Regions from separate parts of the Homo sapiens genome. Here all the other regions are linked to region 1. Evidence: chromatin loops called from intact Hi-C (ENCODE). Cell type or tissue: HCT116. All regions are shown on one strand. Region 1 has its middle 170 kb from the start of BTC. Region 2 overlaps MTHFD2L (methylenetetrahydrofolate dehydrogenase (NADP+ dependent) 2 like). Region 3 overlaps AREG (amphiregulin). Region 4 has its middle 30 kb from the start of EREG. Region 5 overlaps LOC105377276 (a long non-coding RNA gene). Region 6 overlaps EREG (epiregulin). Region 7 has its middle 98 kb from the start of AREG.

The links. Peaks named below come from ENCODE experiments on the same cell type or tissue, not always from the same donor. Only the 100,000 strongest peaks of a DNase experiment are listed, where the experiment ranks them.
Region 2: a loop joins it to region 1, with 4 times the contacts of the local background. A loop is called at or near these places in 7 of 110 quality-filtered maps.
Region 3: it touches region 1 in a loop (8-fold over the local background); 10 of 110 quality-filtered maps call a loop at or near these places.
Region 4: a loop joins it to region 1, with 4 times the contacts of the local background. A loop is called at or near these places in 3 of 110 quality-filtered maps.
Region 5: it touches region 1 in a loop (7-fold over the local background); 14 of 110 quality-filtered maps call a loop at or near these places.
Region 6: it touches region 1 in a loop (5-fold over the local background); 45 of 110 quality-filtered maps call a loop at or near these places.
Region 7: it touches region 1 in a loop (5-fold over the local background); 21 of 110 quality-filtered maps call a loop at or near these places.

The regions. Positions count from the first base shown.
Region 1 is chr4:74,621,034-74,625,033 of GRCh38, forward strand. No RefSeq gene overlaps it. Among named protein-coding and RNA genes, the nearest start is that of BTC, 170 kb to the right of the region's middle. RefSeq lists a silencer at 2,082-2,376. In HCT116, a CTCF peak has its summit at 2,214 (motif pointing left); DNase peaks (open chromatin) are centred at 2,198, 3,538 and 3,878; H3K4me3 peaks cover 292 bases; H3K27ac peaks cover 4,000 bases.
Region 2 is chr4:74,227,382-74,231,381 of GRCh38, forward strand. The region is part of intron 6 of MTHFD2L (methylenetetrahydrofolate dehydrogenase (NADP+ dependent) 2 like); the gene reads left to right. Among named protein-coding and RNA genes, the nearest start is that of MTHFD2L, 71 kb to the left of the region's middle. RefSeq lists a silencer at 1,417-1,486. In HCT116, a CTCF peak has its summit at 1,506 (motif pointing right); a DNase peak (open chromatin) is centred at 1,510; H3K4me3 peaks cover 627 bases.
Region 3 is chr4:74,454,308-74,458,307 of GRCh38, forward strand. AREG (amphiregulin) reads left to right here. Exons shown (of 6, transcript NM_001657.4): 6 at 452-698. Among named protein-coding and RNA genes, the nearest start is that of AREG, 11 kb to the left of the region's middle. In HCT116, no CTCF peak of the experiment used is centred here; a DNase peak (open chromatin) is centred at 2,107; H3K27ac peaks cover 3,854 bases.
Region 4 is chr4:74,392,900-74,396,899 of GRCh38, forward strand. No RefSeq gene overlaps it. Among named protein-coding and RNA genes, the nearest start is that of EREG, 30 kb to the left of the region's middle. In HCT116, no CTCF peak of the experiment used is centred here; a DNase peak (open chromatin) is centred at 2,102; H3K4me3 peaks cover 1,000 bases; H3K27ac peaks cover 3,319 bases.
Region 5 is chr4:74,318,550-74,322,549 of GRCh38, forward strand. All of the region lies in intron 2 of LOC105377276 (a long non-coding RNA gene), which reads right to left. Among named protein-coding and RNA genes, the nearest start is that of EPGN, 12 kb to the left of the region's middle. In HCT116, a CTCF peak has its summit at 2,090 (motif pointing right); a DNase peak (open chromatin) is centred at 2,182; H3K4me3 peaks cover 602 bases; H3K27ac peaks cover 2,859 bases.
Region 6 is chr4:74,375,269-74,379,268 of GRCh38, forward strand. All of the region lies in intron 1 of EREG (epiregulin), which reads left to right. Among named protein-coding and RNA genes, the nearest start is that of EREG, 12 kb to the left of the region's middle. RefSeq lists an enhancer at 1-109. In HCT116, a CTCF peak has its summit at 1,815 (motif pointing right); no DNase peak of the experiment used is centred here; H3K27ac peaks cover 4,000 bases.
Region 7 is chr4:74,541,386-74,545,385 of GRCh38, forward strand. No RefSeq gene overlaps it. Among named protein-coding and RNA genes, the nearest start is that of AREG, 98 kb to the left of the region's middle. In HCT116, a CTCF peak has its summit at 480; DNase peaks (open chromatin) are centred at 2,103 and 2,817; H3K4me3 peaks cover 2,267 bases; H3K27ac peaks cover 4,000 bases.

The DNA.
Region 1 (4,000 bases):
CTTGATGTCTTCCTCCTAAGTACATTTCAATTCACGTGACTTCAGAGACTGCCCTTAATAGGACTAACATGAAAGTAAATTCATGAATTCTGTAATATTATTTACGGTAATTCAAATTCCCTTATACTGTACTTCTTCTAAATGATGCAGTTACCAAAGACCCAATAGGACTTGCAGGCCTACTATCAAGACATTTTCAACAGTGACTCCAAGAAAAGAACAATCATGATAATCTGACATTTTTTTTTCTCAGTTCATGGCATTTATTTTCAATCTTTATCACACATGCCTGTTTCCTCATTTACAAATTATTAGAAACAATAGTACCCATTATGAATTATTACTACGAAGCAAACAAGCTAATATATGCAAGATGATTAGAAATGTTAGTCATTACTATTCTGTTTATCTTTATTCAGCCAGATGATGTTTTCTATTTTTAATATATTTTCCTATTTCATGGAGAAAAAAGTTCACTGTTGTTTCTGTCCCAAAACCCTCAATCCCAAATCATGACTGCATTACCTTCTCTAAACTTTATTGGTAGAAGTTAGCTGCTTGTCAAAGTTTCAAACAAACAAGCTTAGGAAGGAAGAGAAAAATATAAGTGGAAGAATTAAAGTAACATAACAAGGACCTGCATTTATTAATATTGTATTATAAGCTCACAGTATACAGGGATTGTGTCATCCATATATTTATTATTCACAGCATGTACAGCATTGTCTTGTGTATGATTAGTGTGTAAAAAATCTGAGTGAAAACAGGATGACTGAATAAAGGAGATAATAAATGAATGACAGTTGCCAAATGCCCTTAAAGCCTTGTAAAATGTTTGTTCAAAGAAGAGTTAGAAATATAGTAAACAAGACTTGGCAATTATCCATAAATTGAATTTGTTCAGGTTTTCCTTTCTTCCAGAAGTTATCATACTAATCAGAAACTGTTACATTCATATATCAGAGTCATCAAAATAAAGTCATCGAAGAAAGGAAGATAGAATAGATAGAGAAACTTTTCTGGTAAATTCTATGACAAATTATGATTGGAGTCTTATAAGTAGTCTTATATTTTTAAAATTCTAAACTTCAGAACTTTTGAAATATAACAATCATTTTATTGAAAAATAAAAGAAAGGCTAACAGTGTGCTTTAGATAAAGTTTTTCACATAATCATGCTTATCCACTGACAGTTTCATCTTCATACTTGTGCAATATAGAAGGAAACAGAGATACTTGGAAGTGCTCAGCCCGGGGAATAAGCTACAGGATGAAATGGCCCACGCTAGGAACCATCTACTTTACCCAGTGATACACAATGGAAAATAAACCTGTCTTAAAAAAAAAAAATGGGAACATAACAGGTGTTTGGTTGATTCTAGAATAAAATGCAAATTTTGAACAACTAAGATTAAACTTTAGAAATTCAAGGTCTTTCCTACTTTCAATTTCTACCTAGGTTCCCAAAACTTCTCTCCTACAGAACCCCCAACCCCCAGCTCCCTACACAGACATTTGCACTTCTCTCTAAACACTGCTCAAAAGCAGCATTTCTCAAACTTTCTCTGATCAGGATTCACTGAGCCGAAAGGAAAACAAAAGAAAATATGGTCTACTTCACTGATTCTAGCATTGAAGAAAGCTTTGTGATGGGAACAATTAGGGAGGAATAATTATAATAGCAGCATTTCAGCAATTACGCAGGAACAAAGCCATCAGGAAAAGTGTAACCTAGGAATAATTCTATACATAAATTAAATAATGCAAAAATAGGAGCAACTGAAAACCATAGCTAGCTTAAAACAATCCTAAAATTATAACAAGGTTAGAGAATCTTCTCTGAAAATTCGGGCAATCCCAACAATCTAAGTGTGCGTTAAAAGTTCTTGCTAAGCATTGCTTGACAGTGGGATTTCTTAGCAGAATATTAAATTAGGACCCTCAAATTTTAGAAGGGTAATATTTTAATTTGTGAATATCAAATTTTTAAATTATTAATAATGCACTTGGAAGATTACTCACAGCTAGGTAATATTTATTTGAATATAAATATAAGCATATATTGAATTCCCAAACTTTTTCCACTCCTAAAAAACTGAGAAACAGACTTTCTGAACTGCTCTTGGGCTTCAGACTATGCTGAGATGAAAACACAGCTGTAGTTCAGGGGCTTCGTCACAGATAATATGCATTTTGGTGTCACCTACTGGCATGATGTGACATGACATGACAGAAGTTTATGAGCCAAAGCATTTAAAATAGTAATGGTGCATTGTTCTGTGTCAAACACTGCGTCAGGCACAAAAGGTACAGTAGTAAGCAAAATAAACTACTACTTCCACTATCAGGGGAGGCAAATATTAATAAAATAATCACAAAAGTAGAGGCAAGATGGAACGGTCCTAATCTTGGGGATCAGAGAGTGCTGAGGCTGAAGGCAGGGTCTAAGTTCTCTAGGCAAACAGAGGAAATAGGGAGATGAAGGGGAGAAGACTGCGTAGGGGACTGGACAGGAGGGAGCCTGGCATGTTTGAAGAAGTGAGGGAAGCCATGGTGGCTGGAACCCAGAAAACTGAAGGGAAAGGAGGGTAGGAGTGGTGAAACATGAAGCTGAAGAGATAATAATAGTAGTTGTAGTAATAAGATGCTCTTTCATGGATAATTCTCTATCATGGCTTCACAGAGAGCTCCAACCTGTTAATGTTCAATTTAATTGTATTGAACAGCTACAAAGGACCACATTCTATAGCTGCAATGTTCTCATCTTCAAGGTCATTGGAAAATGTTGTTATCAAAATTAAGGGTGTAGCTCAATAAACTGACAAACTCAAGATTCAAAATTGTTTTTAACAACCAGGAGTTGGGGGTTAAAACAAACAAGTTGAAAGTTAAAAAAAAATAAAGTCCTTCATGTAAGGTGAAAACAAAAATATGCAAAATATGGTAGCAACCTGGCTTATAAAAAAGATATGGAAATTTTAGTTGGCCTCAGGTTCAATATATGTTAAAAGTGTGAAAAGACACGGAATATTAACTTATGATTTTTTTAAGTACCTTTTCTGGATCAAGGGAGGTAAGAGTCAAGAGGAGTCTTTGCAGTTCTCTGTGCTACATTTTAAGGATTTTGACCAACTAGAAAAAAATGACCTGTGTAATGAAGAGTTTAAATGCATGCCAAATGAGAGTCTTAGCTTGAGGGTAAAGGGCCTATGGAAGACTTGATAAGTTTTTCAAATACTGGAAAACTTGTGATGTGAAAAGAGTGAATTCCTCCAGTGTAAAGAACAGAACAAAGGCAAGTGGAGAGACACTACCAAGGGTGGAACTTACAATGAAAGCTTCTGGAAAACAATAAGCTTATACAAATATATACTGTTTTAATAATGGTGAGGCACCAGTGGTTGTTATTTCTGAGGCCAGCATCCTATGCAGTGTAAAAGCCCAAAGATGAATGGAGAAACACGGCTCCTATTTTCTGTTCTACCTGACGGCACAAGGTGCCAATGATGCATTACTCATCAATGACCCCTGGCTTCAAAACGAAATAGACAATAACGCAGAAAAAACAGAAGACAACCTAATTGTATAAACTGAAGACAGTAGAAGATAAGCACTCAAAGACAGAGAATAGAATGACAAAGGAAAAAAGAAATGTTTTCTTTTATTTTCTCATTTTACTCTCTCCTCTGCTTTTTTAACCTACATTCTTGTTTTTATTTTTCAACTATCATCTTCTGCTTCTTAAAGAATGGTGACAGTCTTGCTTAGTGAGTTCCAGGACTCGTGGGATTTTAAAGAGATAACTTGAGAACCACAATAACCACAAAGTTTATGTAGCAATAAACATCCTAACATACTGCACAAAGTGAGAACAAAATGAAGTCAAAGTACAGTTTAAATATACTGATGGAAAATTAATTTACAATGAGTCACTAAAGGGAACTGGGGACACATCCTGTCAAGATGACCTCATTGAATCCACACTTCTCTCTCCTATACA
Region 2 (4,000 bases), 390 kb before region 1:
AATATATCGCTGTAAAAATTATTTCATTACTATATGGGGTGGATTCTGTTTCCCATGGAGATACCGACAGAAGCAGATCTGTATGAAGTAAAGGCACAAATCAAGAACCATTCCTGGGGGAAGAGCATCCCGAGCAGAGGAAACAGCAGATACCAAAGTCCTTAGGCAGGAGCATGCTTGATGTATTCCAGAACACAGGTCTTTGACGGCTTATTATATTACTCTGATTTTAATAAAATATTAATAAATTATGAGGATACTAGTAAGAAATGTTGTTGGGAAGGTAGCCAGGGTTAACTCATGAAGGACGTTGTCGGCCATGGTTAGGATTTTGATATAAGCCAAGAATGGCTGACAGCAGATCAACATGGTCTGACTTAGGTTTTAAAGGACTGATCACACCTTTAAAAACATATCAGACCTCATGTCTGCAGTTGTGTCAAAAACTGACTTTAGAGGTGTAAAAGTAGAAACAGAGAGGAGAGGTATTGCAATTTCATTTAATGGGTCTAGATTTTGCTCTAATTTGTTTTGTATTTGAACACATAGTTTCAATCAAATTTAATAAAATATCTGATTCTTCTATAGGCCCTTTTCTGGAACCTAGAACATATACATGACTGCAGGAACAGTAGTTGGCTCCTCATAGAGTAAAAATAGAAATGTTCTTTTTCCCAGAAAAAAAATCAGTAAGCTGGTACAGATAACCATACCACATTGCCTGTTTTTCCAAAAAATTACATTTGGGTGATATCAAATGCAAATTTTTGAACTGCATTGACAGAAGTCAGGCATGTTTAGAGAGTTAGTAAACTTTTTCAGACCACAGATCAGCATTAAGTGAAATACTGCTTCAGCCACTGATACCTTCATGGCAGATAAGTATTATACTGACTTCTTTTTAGAGACACTTCTGTTCACACACAAGACACAGAATTTGTTGAATAAAGAGGAATTTGAATGCTCATCTTTGTCCGTTTCTAACCTTAGGAAGAATGAAGTTTACATTATCCTTAAAAGGTATTATTTGACTAATGTTAACAGCTTGTACAGAATATTTGACTATTGTCCTTAGATAACATTTATCAAATATTATATTGAATGAGTATTTTATTCTAGTGGAGGAAAATCTCTCATCATGCCTTCCTACTCGTGGTTTGTTTTATTATTATGACAAATGGCACATGGGTGATCACAATCCACTTGCAAGAAACACTGATATTCTCTTGTAACTAAGTCAAAGCTTATGCCATAATGCCAACACTGTTGTCCTCCTTGAGTTTATCCTCTCTAGCTTTCTTTGTAAAGGCCTAAATCAGCCTTGAGTACAGATATTTAAAAAGAAGACAGGAAAAGAAAAAGAAAAGGAAAATAAAGGAACAGAAGGACAAGGAAGACTCAAGCCTATATAAAATAAACAAGACAGGAGCCAGGAGGTACTCAAGCTTTAGGTGTGGTGGGTGTTGAGGCTGTCCCACAAGCATCCCGCTGAGGGTATTTTCTTACCACCAGAGGGCGCCAGTCAGGTGAGCAGCTACTTCAGATGTAGCCAAGTTGGCCATACACCATGCTAATACTAGTTAGAAGACATTTTAAACAAAGACAGTGGGAAGAAGTCCTGTTCCTTGCTTTTTTATTTCACCTTTAATGCCTCTTACTAAATACAAAAGTATGTTGAATGTAGAAGACAGATTTGTATGTAGTTCTGCAGTCTTCTTGAAGAAATAAATATTTAGCCAATGGGAAATTTAGGGGAAGAAAATTGAGAATTTATAAGAAACAACTAAAGATTGCTACATTTCCAGTTAATTAATAATCACCTGGAGAAGTTAGGGATAAAACATGTAGGCATTTATAAATTATAGAAAGAATGTGAGTGAATATAAAAAATAAATCCCATATAACCAGACAATAGGAATAAAGTATTGCCAGAATGACCATATCATGCATTGTGTGTGGGAACTAAACAAATACAAATAGCAGTGGGTATTTAAAGGAAATAGTGATCTAATGGCAGAGGTAGCCAGAACGGGGAGGGCTAGATCACTGTCATAATGAGAATGTCAGCATATATGGAAACAACCTCATCTAGGAGAACTCAGGGTAGAAGGAGGAGGATTGCGTGATATATATCAGAAAGAATGATAATGTCTGAGAGATGAGAGTGAAGAATGTGGTAATGAAATCTTGACACAAGCTTGAAGAAAGTAAAAGAGGAAATCCTGTGTGAAGATCCTGAGACATGAATATTAGCTTATTTAATATTAATGTCATCCCTCCAGTTTCTCATAGTACTACTCCTACTGGCTTATATATCACTCACCTTTTTAAAATTGCCCCCAAAATTGAGATTTAGACTCAGTTAGAAGCTTAGATCTGCAGAATCAGACCCTGTCACACTATGCAATTAGAAGTAAGTAGCTTCAAGTCCCTACTCAAAGCCAAATCTCTGAGTTCACAGAGAGAGTTAACAAGTTTCTAGAGTACTTTAATGTACCATGGTTATAGCACATAGTACCTGTTTATAGTTGTTATCTTCATTAGACTACAGCAGGTAAAGGCGTGGTATTTTTTTTTAAGCTTGCTAGGTAAGTGCTTAGAACAATATCTAACACATAGTGGTTGCCCAGTAAATGTGAGCTGTGTTGATTTTGAGATTATAACTACAATAAGAACTTTTTCAAATTGATACATATTTAGCCGATATAATCTAATTTTTTAAGATGGAATTATTCTAGTTGTTGGATTTACACACTGTAGCATTATTTTTGGGAACTACCAAATTATTCCAGTTTGTCATCATAAAGTAGTTGCTAAAGCAATAAAAAGTGAAATATTTATTCATGAAAGAGTAGTTCATGTCATTAAGTGTATGAATGGAGTGATTTAGGTGTAAATGTTAAGATTAAGAAATGATGGGAAAGGTGGCCGGGTGCAGTGGCTTACATCTGTAATCCTAGCACTTTGGGAGGCTCAGGTGGGTGGATCACCTGTGGTCAGGAGTTTGAGACCAGCCTGTCCAACATGGTGAAACCCTGTCTCTACTAAAAATACAAAAATTAGCCAGGTGTGGTGGTGGGTGCCTGTAATCCCAGCTACTCAAGAGGCTGAGGCAGGAGAATCACTTGAACCCGGGAGGCGGAGGTTGCAGTGAGCCGAGATCACACCACTGCACTCCAGCCTGGGCAACAGAGCAAGACTCTGTCTCAGAAAAAAAAAAAAAAGAAAAAAGAAAAAAAGAAATTATGGGAAAGGTGAAGAAAGAGTAAGGAGACTATTACATCTAAAGAACAGTAAGAGTACTGGATGGTTGAAAGGGGAGGAGCAGTTTAGGGAAAGGCTAAATCAGCTTTGCACAAGCTACTGATAAAGAAGGGAAAGCTAGCCAGTATCAATTCTAAGATCATGTTGGAGATCATTGGGCTTTCTCGTATCTGCTTTAAGGAAACTGTAGGCTATCCTAAGTCTGTAAAATTCTAGGAATCTTCATTATTCAGCAGGATAGGCAAGTTTTTTTAGACATTGTCCACATTACCCTCCACCCATCTGAGTAAACTCTGAAACTATATTCAGGAAATGAGCTGCTGAGTCAATGCCACTTGCATGTCAAGCTCTGGATGCAGTGTCACGGTGGTGAAAGCTGGCATTTTTGGCCACTAAGCCATCCCTTCCAGCATGACGAATGAACCTTCACAGTTGTAACTTTAGAGTGTCTATTGCAACACTTTTAATGACAGATACCATGATATAAAACAGGATAAATGGGCAATTTAGTAACTCAGAATATTCATACTTACTTGTCATAAAGTACAAAGTGACCAACGAATTTCCTTTCACCACTTCTCCAATCATATTATCAAGTCTTAGAAACACTCCCATCAAACATTATCCTAGGGCTCAATAGGGTTTTCCCCCGGGTGTATTTCCTCCTCCTTGAAACAGGGTTCGTAATTTTCAGGAAACCAGGACATGGAGAAGTTCCAAGGGGTGGGGCAAGGAA
Region 3 (4,000 bases), 170 kb before region 1:
TAGCACATAGTGGGTGCCTATTAACTGGTAGTTACTATTATTATGCCCTTGGTACTAATTTTCCTAAATTAACTATATATCATAAATATGCTGAGACAGTTAATCTTTGATTTTAATTATGTCCACTGCATAGATTTGGTTAGGAAAACTATTTCTCATGACTGCTGTTGCATTTTTATTAAGCAGAATTTGATGCAACAGATTTGAGCATATGTGGACTTCTACTGAACTAGGTGTATAATCAAAGCAAGTGTGAAAGAGGAACTCAAGCCGAAGTAAGAGTTGGTCTCTGAAAAATCTTAGCATTTCTCAAACGATGTACTAGAAAACAACTGACAGAAATTCTGATTCCTGATTATGCTTTAAAGTTTCTTAAAGCTCTGCTGGAATTGAGCTTATCTGTAACATTTTGTTTTATTTTATTATTTTATTTTATTTTATTTTCTCACAGGATATCACATTGGAGTCACTGCCAAGTCATAGCCATAAATGATGAGTCGGTCCTCTTTCCAGTGGATCATAAGACAATGGACCCTTTTTGTTATGATGGTTTTAAACTTTCAATTGTCACTTTTTATGCTATTTCTGTATATAAAGGTGCACGAAGGTAAAAAGTATTTTTTCAAGTTGTAAATAATTTATTTAATATTTAATGGAAGTGTATTTATTTTACAGCTCATTAAACTTTTTTAACCAAACAGATTGAGAGTTTGAATATTAGTTCTGATATTGCAAGACTCCAGTGTACTTTTCTCCTAACAGTTGGTTGATCATTTAAAAAGGCTTTTCTCTCTCTTTTTACTGTCTTTATGTTGATTTTTAAAACTCATTTTTTATTAGATGACATTCTTCATGGGAGAATTATAATCTAGAGTCACATAGTTCTCCCACAAACATGAGTGTTTATAATAATAATCCCAAATTGGTCTTACTTATCCAATGTAGAACTTATACCAAGTGCTGTTAATTATAAAAGCATCTAGAATCAAGATAAGGTGCTACCTCTCTGTTACAGTGCACCTAGATTATTATAAAAGAAAGCAAACTCACTGCCCATCACTATGACCATCATAGACAATGAGAGAAAAATAAGTTTGAATATTACAAGAGTGACATTTTAAGAGAACTAGGAAGTATTTACATTTGAGACTTCTTTCCCTAATATCAAGACATGAATGTATGAGGTATCTAAAACCCACTCCTTCTTTCCCTCCTCTTGTTACTATTTTCTTACAGTATTGTATTTTAAACAAATGTGTGTGTATTGGTGGTGGATGCTCTTTCAAGAACGCTAAGGTTACGGGATGCCTCGCAGTTTGATGTCTGGCTGATGAACTAAGTTGCCTACTTACAAAACAAAACAACCTTTATGATATGTGTATGGGGAATATTACCAGCAATCATCTCACGGAAGAGAAATTCATGAATGAAAGGTGCATTAAGCATCAACACCTTCATATGTCTCTGGCATATTATCCACCAGATCCTTGCCCAGTGATCATCTAACCAATGAGCTCCCAGCCTCAGCTATACCTTATCACTACTTGAAAAGTTTTAAATGTCTAAGCTCCTAGACTCCCCTCCCAGAGCCTCCCATTTCAATGGACTAGAGTGAGTTGTTGGTATTAACATTTTTAAAAGATCCCTAGATATTTCCTATATGCAACTAGTGTTGAGCCTCATCCTAGTTCACTAAATATTTATTGCAGGTGATTCAAGTATAGTGTAAGACAGAAAAGCTCTGCCTTCAAGACATTTACCACCTAGTTAGCAGGAGGTGGTATGTTTTCTCAATGCAGTGCAGTAAATAACTGGCTGAGGTGTGCAGCAGGAATCCCTAGGATAGCTCCCAGGAAGCTATCACCTAGCTCAGCCTGAATGAGTCAGGGAGGGCTTCCTGGAGAGATGCTACCTGAAACTTTTTTGAAGGATGAATAGGAGTTATGGAAACGAGATTGTTATAGGCATAAGCAAAATTACAAAATCACCAAACAATATGACCTGAAAGAGAAAATACAGAAAATCATTCAGTATCAACCTATGAAGTCAAAAGAGGATCTAAGGAAGCTGGGTGGTGAGGGCAGGGTCACACTGTAGGCCATGGAAAGCAATGGGAAATCAGGGTACAAACTTGATCAGATTTGCATTCCAGATAGGTCATCAGACCACAGTGCTGGGGAGGGATTTTAGCCAAGCCAAAGGTCAGAAGATAGGCTTAGAAGCAATTGAGCTATTCCAGGTGGGATGTAAAGAACATCTGAAGCTAAGAAGGGAAACTTTTGATTTGAAGTTTTATAAAAACACAAAAACGTAGCAGGGGGCAATGAAGTGCACCTGTAGTCTTAGCTACTTGCCAGGCTGAGTCGGGTGGAAAGCTTGAGCCCAGGAGTTCAAGGCTGTAGTGTGTTATGATCACACCTGTGAATAGCTACTGCACTCCAGCCTTGGAAACATTGCAAGACCTCATATCTGAAAAAAGCAAAACAAACAAAAACAACAACAAAAAAAGATTATTTATTATAGAAACAAAGCTGAAAGTAATGAGATAATGGAAGAAGAGAATAAATCTGGGATCACTCTCAGATTCCTGGCTTCAATGGCTAGGTGGCTGGTGAAATGATTTAAAGTAAGGAATCCTTGAACTGGCTTGTTCTATATTTTAGAAGGGAAACATAGCTTTTCACTTATTGACTGAAGAATGGCTCTTCTCTATTTTGTAAAGTCATCGTTTTAAATTTGTAACAGATTTACGAGGAAATAACTATCAGCCTGGCCAGTTAGTCAACTGAATCAACCCTGATCCTTACCTCACATGTGAGACTGAACATAGGGAAGAAAAAGAGAAGGCCTACAAGTGTGATAATGAATTCTGCTTTGGATCGGTGGAGTTTGAGGTGCTGGAAGGCATCCAGTAAGCAGTTAGATACACAAGAAGTTCATGGAGAAAAAAAAACTTGTAGATTGAGAGTTATCAAAATATATTTGGTAACAAAAGCCACGTAAGCGCTCAAGATTACCAAAGGAGGCTATAATAAGTCAGAAGAAATATGTGTGTTGACAATTTTTGCCAGTGGTCACCACTGTGAAGGTTCTAGGCTTGCTATCCCATATACTTTTCTAGCCCTTAAAACAAAAGTTTATGAAGTCATTACAGTGGAGTAGAAGGGAAAACACTATTACCTTAAAAATAATAATAAATCTCAAATTTATTGAGTAGTTTGGTATCCCATAGACTCTTCTAAGTGCTTTACAAGTGGTAACTCATCTACTTTTTTAGAGGCTAGATACATTTTATAAATAAGTAAAGTGAGGCTCAGAGAGATTAAGAAACTTGACCACGGTCACATAGCTAATAAATGACAGTGTCAGGTCTCTGGCTACAGAGTTGGTCCACTTAGACTCCTCTCTCTACTCCTCCTATAGTCAAGGTGTTTGTTTTGGGTTTGGAGAATTCTATATGTATGTTCGTTTAGCATGGTTTTGACTGCCATTCATTTATAAAATATTTAAATAGCTGGTTTATCTCTTTAAGACCCAAATAAGGTGGTATTGTATTTTATGTACCTGTGCTATAGCCACAAAATTTCCTCATCATCTCCTAAAATACAACTGAGCTCTTACTTATGTGCACACACAGAATGAAAAACAGAGACAATGATATATCAACCAAATAAATATTGGAATTAAAGCTGGATACTGCTCATTAGCCACCCCACTTTCTGAAAAGGCTGTTTTTTAATTGGTTAGATATCATCTACATATGTGTGTTTTGCTTAAGTTAAAGGCAATTTATGAAATGCTGGTTAGGTTAGACTACAACATTCCTTCTTGGAGGCAAACTCAATTAATTCCAGGATGTGATAAATAACATTCAGTTTTTCATTTTCCCCTGTTCATGATCTCAGAAGCTAAAAGTCTGGAGTCAAAGTTAATTTTAGATGACTAGGCAGGTTAAATGAGTGTGTATCAACAACCTTTGTTTTCTCTTCCCTGGGTATCT
Region 4 (4,000 bases), 230 kb before region 1:
TGACAACACTTCAAAATTACTTACTGTTTTACAATTTACAAAATACTTTCACATCTATTAAATCTGTTTCGACACACACTTTGATATAGAAGGTAAGATTCATAATTATTACCTAAAAAAGAATATGGTCTCCAGAGAAGTTGTGATTTGCACCAGATCACAAAGCAAGTAAAGTCACAGAACTCATACACTATCCTAGTGCAGCCTCTAAGCCCCAGGCCAAATTTCCCTCCCCTTAGATGAACCCCCAATGCAGAAGTTGGGTATGCGGTCTGGACTAAAGCTGTGATGTTGAGAACCCCCATCACAGAAACCATGGCTGAAGCCAAAGAATCACTTCAAGTTAAACACTCCAAAGGTATGAGGGTAGAGGAAAAATGCCAAGAAAACCAGTGACTGAGTCTCAGTAAAGTGATAAAAGAAACTTTATCTAAGGAATGGGTAAAAGAAAAGAAGATTTTGCAGACAAAACAAATAATTAAACGTTTAATTTCTTCATTCAATCATTCAAATACTTATTGAGGGCTTATTATGTGTCTTACTGTTTACATCTTGAGAATAAGTGATAAATGACAAACAAAACTTGAAATTTATATTCTAGCAGGAAAAGAAAGAAAATAAATACTAATAACAACAACAGTTGCAAACGTGTATAGGGCTATTTGTTGTTAAGCTTTTCAAATACAATAACTTATGAAATCCTTCTAACCACTTGATGAGGTATGTAACTATTTATTTAAAATGCATTTTTCAGATGGGGAAATTGAGACACAGGGTAACATGTCCAAGGTCTCATGGTTAGTGATAAAATAAGGTAGTAAAACATAACATGCTACAATTTCAGGGTGTCTTTAGCTAGGGTGGTCAAGGAGGCATCCCTACAGTTTGTGGAGGCAAACTATCCTTGGCTTGGAGCAATAAATGCAAGGACTCTAATGTTCAGAAGACAGTAAGACCAGCCTGGCCCAGGGCATACTCAATGGACAGTTGCAAGAGAAGTCAGAGAGGTAGTCAAGGGTAGAAACTTTAGGGGCTATAAGATTTGGTAAGGTCTTTGCCTTTTCTTAACAATGCAATAAGAACATAGGTGGGAATTGAACAATGAGAACACATGAACACAGGAAGGGGAACATCACACACCGGGGACTGTTGTGGGATGGGGGGAGGGGGGAGGGATAGCGTTAGGAGATATACCTAATGCTAAATGACGAGTTAATGGGTGCAGCACACCAACATGGCACATGTATACATATGTAACAAACCTGCACGTTGTGCACATGTACCCTAAAACTTAAAGTATAATCAAAATAAATAAATAAATAAATAAATAAAAGAAACTATCAGAGGGCTGGAGGTAGGGTGATGAAATAATTCAAAAAGATCAGTCTATCTGCTCTGCCGAAAGTAGACTAAAAAGGACAAGACTGAAAGATAAGGTGGGGAGTATTTTAATAACCCACCTAAATGGTTAGGGGAAAGATAGCAGTAGTGGAAGTAATGAGAAAGTGTTGAATTAGGAGTATAAGTAGACTATACTTAAATCAATAGGATTTGCTGATGGTTATAACCAGGACATCTAGGAGAACATAATGGCATGAAACTCAGAAGAAAGAAAAAAAAATCCAAGATTTACAGTGATAGTCAACACGGTCTAACAAAAAAAAATCTAGAAAACAATGGGAAAGAAGAAAAACGCCCCTGGTTTTGACCTCTGAATGTCATGAAGCTTGAAAGAGAGTGCTTTTAGTGAGTGATGAAAGTGGAGGCAGAATTGCACTAGATTAAGGGAGTTGGTGGCGGCTGTTGGTAGAGAGTACTTATTTAGAATATTAGCCATGAAAGAAAATGGAAGTGACAAGCCCTCAATTGTTCAGTTGTTGATTATATAGTTTTAGAATTAGCAGGCCTTGTCCTTTTTTCTTGGGCCCTTTCTGTGTTCATTACAATCTTTAGTAAAGGAGAGTTGACATCAGGGAGGAGGTTAAGATTATCAGTTAAAACGGAAGTTGGGAATACCAGTGGTTTTCGCTTCTTCCAGTCACCTCTGTCACTCCAACCACAGATAGCTGAGAGTTGGCTCTCACCCTGAGTTTCAGGAAAGGGACCAATGTGAGTGAGTCATGTGCTTACATTAGATGCAGTCTTGATTAGAGTGGGAGAATCTGGCTGTGGGAATATGAATATGTCCCTTATCAGTGGGTAGGGCCTTTTTATACATGGGTGGGGCTATGGAACAGAAATCTGAATTGAAGAACATACACATTAGCTATATTGAAAATTCATTCTTCCGCAATGCACACGATGTCTCCTGGACCTGTCGATAATGTTGTATAATTTAGAAATCATGAGTAGGAGGTTTTGGGCTAATGGATACAAATCTTAGCTGACGTTTCAGGGGTAACAATTTGTTATCCTTAATATGAGAATCTCCACTGTGGTATTCGTTAGGTTGGGGGCAATCTCCAGTAGTTAGTATGTGTTTGTTTTCTGGTCCTTTGTTATTCTTTGGTAGTTAATAGAAGAATTCAATGTTTATTATTAATACACTAATAGCAATTCGTCATTCCTCCTTAGCACCAACCTAGGTTGTAAAAAGGCTTAAAACAAAGACTGTAACAGAAAGAGTTTCTGAATCTAGGCCCACCCTGTAAAATTTAGGTCATAAAATACATGTAAGGAATTAACCTTGGAAATTAAATTATAAAATAAGTAATTGAATTATTTTGAAAGCTTTTACATAGAGAAAATGCAAATTTAGCATATAAGAACTGCACCTCTTCCACAGATTCTAATCAACCTTATTACATTTTCTTTTGAGAATGTGCAGCACTTGGTTTCAGGCTTGGGATACTTTCCCAGGAAACAAATCCACGAGGTCATGGCCCTTTAAAACAGTCATGCATCTGTTTACAACTATGGAAAAGAGATTTCCTGGGTGTACGTTCCACCAAAGGACAAGTTTAGGGGTCAGGCTTCAATGTCATTCACCAACCTCAGTAGCAGGATCTTGTGTCACTGGAAGCCAGTTATAGCATGTAATAAAGGTGTGGGTGTTTACATATGTGCACACATCTAATAAGAAGCTCACAGTTTCATTTAAATTTATGGCTACTTATACCTCTTTAAGTCATACGCTAGACTACAGAAAATTATTTGTTTTAATTACAAAATAATAAGTTTGTTTTAGCAAATTTTCAAAGTAGTGTTAAGTAAGTTTAAGTTACCTTTTTTCCCTTACATGTTAAAATTACCACTATGAACATTTTCATTTATAGTTTTGCAATCTTTCATGCGTGTGACTGTGGGTATGTATACACAGTAATGGGGTCATTCTGTGGGTACCATTGTGTATCTTGTCTTTATCACTTAACAATGACATTTTCCATGCCATTAAATATTATTCTGCAGCATTTTAATCACTCCATTATATATATGATATATATATAATATATATTTTATATATCATGTATTATATTATATATATATCATATATAATATATATTTTATATATGTATATAATATATATATATTTTTTGAGATGGAGTCTTACTCTGTCGCCCGGGCTGGAGTGCAGTGGCGTGATCTCAGCTCACTGCAACCTCCACCTCCCAAATTCAAGTGATTCTCCTGCCTCAGCCTCCTGAGTAGCTGGGATTACAGGTGCCCGCCACTACGCCCAGCTAATTTTTTGTATTTTTAGCAGAGACAGGGTTTCATCATGTTGGCCAGGCTGGTCTTGAACTCCTGACCTCGTGATTTGCCTGCCTTGGCCTCCCAAAGTGCAGAGATTACAGGTGTGAGCCACCACACCCGGCCATGACTGCATAATCCTAAAACAACACTCTATTATTGGATGTGTGAGTTGTTTTCAGTTTTCCGCAGTTGCATATAAGTTTTGATGAATACCCTTGTAACAAAATTGTGCCTCTTTTATATTATTTCCTTAGAATAAGTCCCTAAAGTGAAATTACTAAACCAAAGCTAAGAATAAGCAAATTTT
Region 5 (4,000 bases), 300 kb before region 1:
ATTAAAATTTGGTTAAGTCTACAGTCAACCAGCTGTCAAACTAGCAGTATTACTGATCTTTAAGAGGGTATTCTTCTTTTTTTTTGTTTTTTTTTTTTTTGAGATGGAGTCTCACTCTGTCACCAGGCTGAAGTGCAGTAGCACAATTTCAGCTCACTGCAACCCCCGCCTCCCTGGTTCAAGTGATTCTTCTGACTCAGCCTCTTGAGTAGCTGGGACTACAGGTGTGTGCCACCACACCCAGCTAATTTTTGTATTTTTAGTAGAGACGGGGTTTCACCACGTTGGCCAGGATAGTCTCGATCTCCTAAGATGGTATTAATTAGGATTCACATCTTTCTGAAAAGAAAAAAATGGCATCTCTAGATCTTTAAAATCACACTAAAAATTAATTCAATATTAAGTTCCTTAACAAATCAAGTTAAAGCAATAATGTAATACAGTAACCATTTATGAGCACTTGCAATGTTTGAAAGCATCAATTGCATTATTTTAGTTAATCCATGCTTGTGTGTAATTGAGGCTTAGAGAAGGGAATCACTTGTTCAAGGTCACAGGGCCTCAGCCTGAACCAGATGCATCTGATGTCAGAGTTCTTCATCTAACATCTAAGCTCTATATAATAATGCTTCCCAATATTTTATGAAAAATATTACTGTTGAGGGATAATTTCTTAGTGAACTTAAAAGTATGCCCAAGTAATTAGTATGCAATTGAAAAAAGTTATTTTCTTAAAATATAGAAAATAATAATTTTTTTTTTGAGATGGAGTCTCGCTCTGTCGCCAGGCTGGAGTGCAGTGGTGTGATCTCAGCTCACTGCAACCTCGACCTCCCAGGTTCAAGCAATTCTTCTGCCTCAGCCTCCCAAGCAGCTGGGACTACAGGCGCCCGCCACCACGCCCAGCTAATTTTTGTATTTTTAGTAGAGACGGGGTTTCACCATGTTGGCCAGGATGGTCTCAATCTCTTGACCTTGTGATCCGCCCGTCTCAGCCTCCCAAAGTGCTGGATTACTGGCGTGAGCCACCACACCTGGCCACAAAATGATAATATTTGTCATGGATCAACCACAAAATTCCCCTGCTGTCGTCTGCAAATTATTAAGATATGTATAACACCCTCAGGGTGAGGTCAGATCAACGTCAAGTGCCTGCTGACAGTTGAGTGCACAGTCTGGGGAGAGACTGTATACTGTAAAGGAATTCTGGCTTATCCTCATGACTCAAGGAATGAGGAGTATTCTCTTAGAGCACTCTCTTGGAATATTGGGAATATTCTACTCTAACCTGTAGCCAGTATTCCTAGAGAATACTGGAAATATTCTAATCTTGGCTACAAGCTATTTCCCAACATTTTTTTAGCTTTATTGAGACATACCTGACTCAGGTTGTTTTTGAGATGAGGGGTGAGGAATCCAAGTGATTGTCATGTCTACAGTAAAATCTCATCAACCCCCTTCTCTCCACATTATCCTCAATCCTACCCCAGCCCCCCATGCACCTTGCAGAAAAGCAGTAAGTAGCGGTGGTCCAGCTTAGGAAAAAAATTGGAAAATAACATTTTAAAAAATCTGTGCAATAGTTTGGCACTAAAATGACCGGTCTTCTAGTTCAGCTGTGTGATCTGAACTTTACTGGGACTCTTTGGATATGATATCCTTGCCTGTTAAGTGGAGAAGTTAGACTCTGAAGATGACCTCCACATTCCCTTCCTGGTTGGAAGTTGTACATTGGAAATGTGATGCCGATAAGCAGATCTATTCCACAGACATATTCCCTTTAGCTTTCGTGGTGTTTGTTTTAAATCAAGCCCACATTTAAAAACCAAGCTCTTTTACTATTTTTAAAAATCTAGCCTCTTTTGAAAAATAAAAAATATAGAGCTCTGGTCCTATTTTGTTTGTGCCAGCGCTCTATATCTTTTGTAACTTTGGTTAGAAGGAGCATGCCTCAATACCCAACTGCTGCTGCTGCTTAGGCTGCCAGCACAGGGTCCTATGGGCCTTTAAGTCTGCAAACTTGCTTCTTTGGTTTCATTTTAATCTTTCCTCATCTAAATTCTCCTGAGTCTAATCATCAAGATGCCTGTAGAGGGCCCCATTGTACTGCAAACCTCATAAATTATAAAGGAGTCTCAGATCAAAGAGTCGCCCAAGAATGTGCTTATTAGGAGAACCCACACTCACCTGGAAACCGGCAGGGGTGGCATCTGGTGACTCAGGCACTGCCCTGCCCACACCTTCAGTCACTCTCTGCTATAATCCTTGCCAGATCTGTCATTTCAGTGCACAAGCTTGCTTATGTTGCCTCCCAGCTTGAGAACTGACACTGACTCCCCATTGTGCACCATGTTTAGCAAGGACTGTTCAGCCTGCATTGTGAAGCCCTCTCCAGGGAGGCTCAGGTGGTCTGTCTTTCTCATCCCCCCTCGCCCTATGCATATCATCAGCTGTGGCCAACCACTGCTCTATGCTCTGCAAATGGGCCACACAATCCATTTCTGTGTTTTACCGTCTCTACTGTTCCTGCTACATGTATTACCCTCCCTCACCTCTGCCAAGATCACATTATTTTTTTCAAATGCTGCCCCCTCCTTAAAGAATGGTGTTATTTACAAATGTCATTTCTCCTTCTTTTGAATTTCCTTGACATCTTTCTCTTTTTTTGTACTTTTCAAACACTTACATTCTGCCTTGTATTATAATTACTTATGTTCTTAGCTAAGTTCCAATGGTAATAATGACAATGAACTTCATTTATTAAATTCACATCATAGACTGGGCACAGTGCAAAATGATTTACAGATAGTATCTCCCTCAATCCTCAGAGACATCCAGGTGAAAGGTTTTATTAGGGGTTGTGTTCAACAGTGGTTAAGAAGACAATTGTCTGGAGTTTAACAGACAGGTTGAAATCCAGCTTCACTCCTACTAGCTGTGCTACCTTAATCAAGTTTTTTTTTTTTTTTTACTTTTCTAAGCCCAAGTTTTGTCATTTGTAGAAATGGGACAATATTTATATCATAGATTGTTTTGAGGTTAATAATAAGTGCTCAATGAATGTTAGCTATTGTATTACAATTGAATTCCATTTTTCACATTAGGACACTGAAATTCAGAAAGTTTAAGCAACTCGTTCAATGATATGCACCCAGTAAGTGGTGGAACCTGGATTTGGCTGCAAGGCTGTCCAGTTCCCAGGCTTTGTGGTCTTAATTAGTGACAGGCAGGTGAGCACATGGCTGCTGGTCTCTCTGAATACAAGTCCTGCTGCACTTAGCACAGTTTGGCCATGGTTGAGTTTGCCCAGTGTTTTTTGAAGTGGGATCTGCATTCTCAGAGAGCTGGGTTTTGAACTCCAGCTGTTTATTAGCTTTGTGGTTGAGAATAAATTATTTTATCCCTCTAAATCATAGTTGCCTCCATTATAAAATGGGGAAAATAATCACACCCACAGGATCATTTTAGGGTTAAGTTAAATCAGATAGCTAATACAGGTAAAATTCATAGAACATAGCACTCATTCAATAAATATTACTTATTATAATTATAAATCATCTAAAACTCCCATTGAAACTCTTAATGACACTCAACACGGTAAGTTTTGTTACAAGGTGACATGTATTCCTAAAAATCATTACACTAAAAAATTGAGCAGGATATCCTACAGGACTCATTCAAAAATGGGGGTTTGAGAAACAATATTCAAAAAACTTCTTCAGTAACATATTAAAAACACCAAAAAAACTCTAAAAATGGTAACACAATTTTATACATTTTAGGTGGTTAAAATATACATAAACAGTACAATAAACATGGTACGTTGTCTTTAAAAAGACCTGCAGTTTGCTTGTGGAAGTGGGTATTGGCAGGGTTTAGCTTGTGAATTATTATCAAGTGATGGAAGAGGGGTTTTTAAAATTGGGTGGAAAGTTATAACAGCAGATGTGGTTGAGTGTGGTTTATAACTCAAACATGAGCCAAGATCGCTGGTAGATAT
Region 6 (4,000 bases), 250 kb before region 1:
CTCCCTGTATGACTCATTAAAGTAATGACTAGCGATTCTTTTTTTTTTTTTTTTTTTTTTTTTTTTTTGAGAGGGAGTCTTCCTCTGTCGCCCAGGCTGGAGTGCAGTGGCGCGATCTCCGCTCCCTGCAAGCTCCGCCTCCTGGGTTCAAGCCATTCTCCTGCCTCAGCCGCCTGAGTAGCTGGGACTACAGGCGCCCGCCACCATGCCTGGCTAATTTTTTTTTTTTTTTTTGTATTTTTAATAGAGACGGGGTTTTACCGTGTTAGCCAGGATGGTCTCGATATCCTGACCTCGTGATCCGCACGCCTCGGCCTCCCAAAGTGCTGGGATTACAGGCGTGAGCCACCGCGCCCGGCCTGACCAGCGATTCTTAAGGTTAACAGGATAGTGGATGTAATATTTCTCTGGAGATAGATTTTTTATTCATTGGATCGCATTCACTCTTCTACCCTAGTTTGCAAGTGTTTGGGAGCAGACGCATATTGCAGGAACATTTGAGAACCACTATTTTAAAGCAATAGTGCTGTGCAGATGGACATGACTTAGAATTAATTTTGCTGTTTTCTTGGCCACATCCATCCATGATGGAATTGCAGTTATACACTTTAATTTGAAAGGAACATTTAAAATTATATACGATTCCACCTGTAAAATATCCTGCTGTAGGATTAATGCAGCAAGTCTCACAGAAACTATCCTGAGCGATGGACTGTGTCCAAGGGAGCGTCACGAGTAAGGAAAGTCCAGTCTTTGTGGAGGCACACCCTGGGCTGAACATTCTTTAATTAACAAAGACAAACATTTCACCTGTGGCCTGAACAACTGGAACAAAGTTTCCAACGGTGGAAAAACTAACAACTACTAAAAACCTTTAAAAAAGAAGACTAACAGCAACACTCCAAAGTAAGTTGGATTCTATAATAGTTGCAGGTTGCAATTGGAGGCAATTCCAAGCAGGAAAGGTTAGGCTTTAGTTTATGCAAAGGATAGAGAAACTAGCTTCAAATGTGCATTTTTTTCCCCCTGGCTAGCATTTTCCTGGAGGGAGAATTGGTAATGTCTCCTCCAAAGCTTTCCTCAGTTGAAGAAATATGTAGGAATAGGAATGTCAAGGATGTAAGCACGTGCAACTAAAACTCCAATTTGTACCGAGGAAACTGTATTAGTTAAAGGATTTCATTCTTCAGTAGTGAAAGTATGGTGAAATTATTATTGGGATATAAAACAAAATTGACTTGAATGAGAATCTAGCTTATCCTCCATAAAAAGCTTAGTGAAATAGTTTTCAACTCTGTTCAACTGACAATGAAATCTAGGCTTTAGCTATTTCTTTGTCATTCAACAAAAATATATTTTTTGTAGTTCCACAAGAGCAATTGAAGCAGCATTTATATTGTAGAAAAAGCATGGAGTGGGGAGGGGATAATTCTGAACTTTAAAGACAACAGAATTTTCAAATTGTTGAAGAACAGGAGACTTGATTTCAAAAGATAAATTTGTAACTCTTCTCTTCTGTGGTCACAAGTGATCTTAGACAAGACATTTAATTTAAATACACTGAGGGTATTTGAGACTAATAACTACTTCACAGAATTAAGTGTGAAATTTGATATATGAAGTTATACATTATGATGCTGATGCCGATGTGTAATTTACTTTTCAGAACCCAAAAATATACAATCGGCTTAACAGATACAAGCCTTCTCTAACTGAGAAAAAATAAAATTCTTGTATTACACGAATTAAATCTTTCTTTACAGTACCAAATTACAGAGATAGACAAACTTGTTATAAACCAGAAGAGGGCACTGTCCACATACACTGCTAAAACCAGAGGCTAGAAGTTGAGAGTCAAGGAACATTTATGGGCTGTGACAGCCATTTCAGAAAAAAAAAAAAAAAAACATTAGTTTATTTCACTGTATTCTCCCCAAAAATCTATAAGATAGGAAAAATTAACACCCAGAAAAGTAAATTAATTTTTTTTCAAGATCACGTAGCTCAAGTTTTCCTCACAAGACTGCCTTTCCACCATAATTTGTGGCCTCTATGTTGGGTTAAATACTCTACTTCAATTACAGCTATCATAATTTGTTCTCTGTGATGTCCATTATACTCTAGTATTATTGCCTATTTCCAAATTCTATAAAGTGGCCCATTTAACAATATGTATCCTTGGGAAAAGTTATTTAAACTCTTTATGCTTTAGTTTTCTCTAATGGGGATAATAATAGTATCTTCCTCAAATTGGCCCTGAGAGGACTAAATAATATAATACAGATAAGGTGAATAGGACCATACCTGGTTGTATTAGTTTGTTTTCACACTATTATAAAGGACTTCCCTGAGACTGGGTAATTTATAAAGGAAAGAACTTTAATTGACTCACAGTTCTATATGGCTGGGGAAGTCTCAGGAAACTTATCATGGCCGAAGGCGAAGGGGAAGCAAGCCCCTTTTTCACAAGGTGGCAGGAGAGAGAGGCGGGAAGGAGGAACTTCCAAACACTTATAAAACCATCAGATCTCATGAGAACTCACTCACTATCCTGAGAACAGCATGCAGGAAACTACCCGCATTGATTCAATCACCTCCCTCCTTGGACACATGGGGATTACGGGTCCCTCTCTCAATACATGGGGATTGCAATTCCAGATGAGATGTGGGTGGGGACACAGAGCCAAACTATATCACTGGTACATAGTACATGTTCAAGAGATGGATCGTCCTCTGTCTGAACTGTGAAAGAAATGGAAAGTTGAATATATTTTGTTGCCTTTATGGAGGCATTAATCATCCTTTCATAACAGTTACCACTTACTTAGCTACTTCAACGAAACAGGTTGATTCAAACTCTTCCTGTGCTTACAGAAACTGGATTCTCAGTGTGGTTCATCTGGCATGCCTATTCCTTCTCATATTAGATAGGATATATTCTGATTTTACCTAGATTACATTTACCTAGCTGCCTATCAGTCAAGGAGAATTTTCAGGAGTAGGAAGTCATTCTAGTTATCACGCACCCTAGGCCAATAAGCACCGGAATCCAAACGAAAATGTCCAACCGACTAAACAAAATCACATAGGAGGTATTTATTCTCAAAAGACAACCTTTAGGGTGTAGAAAAAGCAAGCTTAACACACATGTCATTATCCCCCACGGTAGGTATTATTCATTTCTTCAAACAAAATATGTCTAATTTTTTTCAAATCTCAGTTCTGAAATTCGTTATTCCCCAAAGCAATTGCAAGCTGAAGCCATTAATTAATTTAGTGGAGCTTAATTGCTGCTACTACTACTACTACCACCACCATTAGTATTTACTATATAACAGTTACTTAAATAAATTGGAAAGAGTGTTTGAAGTGCAAATACCTAAAGCTTAAACAGAAGCAGCTAAAGCTCTTAACTAAACATCTGTGAAATTACAAGGGTTCTTCTTATGATGATTCCTACACAATTCAGAAAGTACTTGAGTCATTCTTGATATCTATGTTCCAAAATTTTATCTTTTCACTGAATACACATGATGAAACAGCTGATTCAGACTCTTCCTATGCTGATAGAAACTGGATTCTAGGGCTCAGTATGGTTCATCTGGGATGCCTGTTCCTCCTCATATTAGACAAGATATATTCTGATTTTACCTAGCTTTCACTGTATTAATTAAAATCTATACTCATGTGTAATGCAATGCAAAGAGTAACTTAGGTACATAAATCAATAATGAATGTTTCTTAGGTTGAGTTTCTTGTTGTTACTGTAAGTGGAAACCGATTTTTTATTTAGAGCCTTTTTTTGTGATGGGGTCTGATTAGGAGCATTTCTCTGAACACATGATGGAATAAAACAGTGGAAATTCTCCAACTGATGTGCGTCTTAAGAAATCAAACTTCAAAATCAAATCTTTGAAAATGTTACTGTGAAATATTTAGAGCAGGTCAAATCTGTAACCGTGAATGTAATGCCAAGGCTTTTATCCTTCCACAGAATAGC
Region 7 (4,000 bases), 80 kb before region 1:
CTATGAGGTTGGTACTACTATAACAGTTTACAATGAGTAAACTCAGAACAGAGAAAAGCGAATAGCTTTGCCCAAAGCCACACAGCTAGGAAGCTGGTGAGTTGGGATTTACACCCAGCTACATTGACCCTAGAGACTGAGCACTTAACCACTGTGTTCCACTTTTTATAAATCTGAGTCCAAGACAGGGATGAAGATATTCCCAGTTTCTCAGGGACTGAGTTCCCACAATGTCCTGGACTTCACCATGAGCTGAGAGTGAGCAATGAAGTGATAGAAACTTCAGATACAAGGAGAAGCAGTGTGATAAAAGCAGGGACTTACACGCCACTTCACACTGGGACCACTAGGACGAACCACATCACAGAGTGTCCTTCAACATGTGGTGGTGGCAGCAGAGAGGAAAAGGCAATGTGGCGTGTTCAGTCAGAGAGCACCGTAAGTCACACCTTCTTGTTCCCTAAAGCGACACATGTCACTTCAACACGAGAAACTAGCACAGCAATCATAAACTTCAGCAGCAGATGTCTGTACTTCCAAAGAGCAGGAAAGATTCAGTACCTCAGCACTAAACGCAGCAGCAACAGATGCCAACACCCAAGGACACCCCACTGGACTCCAGTGATAAACAGGGCATCAGTCCAATGCCTGGAAGGAGGAGCAAACGCGAAATAAATAGCCCCTATATTAGCCAATTAAACTGTAGTGAGAAGAAGGTATATAGAGGTAGGAAGAAAAATAGCAAAGGAAAAAGAAGTTTTATTCACTCATTCATTTATCAACAAGCATTTATCTATTATGCTACAGAAATTGTGCTAGTCACTAGCACAAGAAACAAAGGCAAGCAAGCTTTTGTTTTCAAACACTTACCATAAAGATGAATAATTAAACTAGCACATGAAAACATTAGCAGAAAAGAAAGGGCAAAATCAAGTGCTGTGAAGGGCGTTATAGCTGTTTTTTATGTCTAATTTATTTTAAAAGGAAGGAAGAAAAATTTCGAAATAAGTAGGACAAAATGTTAATTTTTTAAAATTAAATTAAATTTTAATAATTGACATAATTGTACATATTTATGGAGTACATGGTGATATTTTGAGACATGTAATATATAGTGATCAGATCAGAGTAATTGGCATATCCATCATCTTAAACATGTATCACTTCTTTGTGCTGGGAACATTCAGTATCTTCCTTCTAGCTATTTGAAACTATAGAGTATATTGTTGTTAATTATGGTCATTCTACAGTGGTATAGAAACTAGAATTTATTTCTCCTTTCTAGCTGTAATTTTGTATCCTTTAACAAATCTTCCCCCATCCCTATCTTTCTCATACCCTTCCCAGCCTCTAGTATTCTCTGTTCTACTTTTTTCTTATATGAGATCAACTTTATTTTAGCTTCCACATAATATTTGTTAACATCATTAATTCTCAGTCATGACTACATGGATGTTTGTTATATTGTTCCCCATAATCTTCTGCATTCATTTTTTTCATAATGAAAATATATGCCAAATAAATAGCCACATATTACAGAAGATTTTATAAGGCAACATCTCTATCTACCATTGCCACAATTCTCCAATTATGTGTTTTGCTTTGGGGAAGAACCAAATCCTTTTTGGCTTGGAACATTTCAACTCTAAAAATATTTAACTACTGGTAATAGCACCTGCAAATCTAGCACTTGTATAAATACATTTCCAAGATTGGTAAAAAGAAACTACTTTAGAAATGGTTAATGTGTGCTGTATGGATATTCAACAAGACTTAGTTTTATGATTTGTAGAGTAAGTATAGAAAATATTACCCATTCAGACACCTAAGGAAGTAATTTCTTACCATAAGCATTCTTCTTTTTACAACATTTCATAAACTGAGCAATTGAGACATTCCTTATAGGGAAGTGGAAGAGGAAATGGGCAGCAAACTTTGGAACTCAAAAGGAGCTTTGGTCAGTATGAATCCCTGAAAGTCAGGTTCATTTTCCGTGCATGAAAGAGAACAAATTATTTCACTAATCCTTTGATCTCTTTATGGTTTCATTGTTCATTCTAGTGATTGTACTAGAAACAAGTTTCACTTCAGCTATAACAGTTAATGACAGACAACAGAAAGGGAAGTGGGCGTGGTGCTGTAGTTAATGATAATGACAAGAGCGTTGGTTGCTATTTATAGCATTTGTTAAACTTTCATCTTTTCAAATTGCTATTTTCATGCAGCAAACTTAAATCTCTCAGGCAACAAGGTAAGCAACTGGAAGTAATTTCTGGCATTAGTCAAATATGTAATGACCAAGAAAAACACATTCTTCACCTTGAAGTGCCACCAGTTACCAATGAGAATATGAAAATAAACATTCACAAAGTAATCTTGCAGTGATCAGTTTTGGAAGATGATGAAAAAAGGAATTATGCTACATGAGCCTATCTGTGAGACAAAACTGATGAAATGTGAATTTGAGACAATAGACTTAAAAAAAATCAAAGCAATTTTATTGAAATGACCTTGTCAGAAAACAATTTGCCCATACCCAATGAAAAATATAATTGGTGATAAGACTGATAATGGCTGAATCTGGGACCAGAAATACAGTTGTGATTTTGAAACCTTGGCTTCTAAGTTACTGTGAGACTTGGAGAATTGTTATTGCATTTAACTACCCCCAGGTTCCTATTCTTTAGACACATTCAGCTCTGTGATAAACTCAGCCCCACAAAAGTGGAAGGAAGAGGAGGTTTGTGAGTGGTAGGAGGATGGAGGGTGGACAGGGAGAGACTGGGAAGACTCACACTTCTGGAACGTGGACACTCACTTTGCCTACACTTACATCAGAAAGACTGGAGCTCAGGTTTCTTTTCTCTGTTAAGCCTTAAGTTTTTTCTTGAGTGGAACCTTTGTTTACAACCTGCCGGACTTCCTTTAGGCATTGTACACAGTATGTCCACAATGCATTTATATTAAATGCATCAGCATTGCTAGAACAGTCTGGACAGTATGATCCTAATACAGCTTGCCTACTGATTTGAATACGTTTTTAAACCAGTGGCAGGCAGACTGTAGAATGAGGCTGGTGAAAAACAGGGAACTGAACAAGAAAAATAGATTGCAGCAGCAGGGAGCTCAAGTAAGGACATGGGCAATCATTCTTTCTGGTAAGCAAGTTTGGTGATTTTGTTGAAATGATCTTAAGTGTGGTGGTGTTGAGTGCTGAGAATTCAGATATTTTAATAGCTGAGATTTATTTCATTTATAGGTTTCAGTTTAATGCCTAATTAAAATATATATTATGGTTTAATAAGACCAAGACTCTTCTGATGTTGAGAATACTGTGAGTAAAACATGATAAATGGCAGAGACTAACACTGAGCTTCTTTGCTCCTAGCAATGAAAGATGTTCACCATATAATACGCATGAGGTCACAATTCTAATACTCTCTATTTGCCCTTCCTTTTACATGAGATAGGATCATCCTGAAAGCTGCAATCCCTGATGTTTATCTTCCTTATGACTGCAATCATGTATTTTATGCAAGGTTTTATCCTGGACAACAGTGAATAAAAAATGTATCTACTTTTATCACATTAATTAAAGCTACAAATATATATTGCTCACATACTGTGTATAACCTTCTTTGGCAAAGGCTGAGGAGAATAAAAACATTTAAGGACTGACTTTACCTTTTTAGGAATTAAGAGTATCACTTGAAAAAAAAAAAAAACAACAACCAGCACTACAAGGTCAACAATCCTGGCAGATAAGGGATAGAAACACTGAGTGCTGTAAGAGGTCAAAGGAGGGTGAGCTCATCTGGCTGGATATTCAAGGAAGACTTCCTGGAAGGAGTGGGGTTTGAGCTAGGCCTTAAAAAATGAGCATATGGGAGGTAAAGAGAAGACAAGAAGGTTTTCCAGGCAAAGAGAATAGAGAGTGTTCTTGTATACATTCTTTGGAGAAACTTATTAAACTAAATCTAAACTGGATTTACAAGAAAAA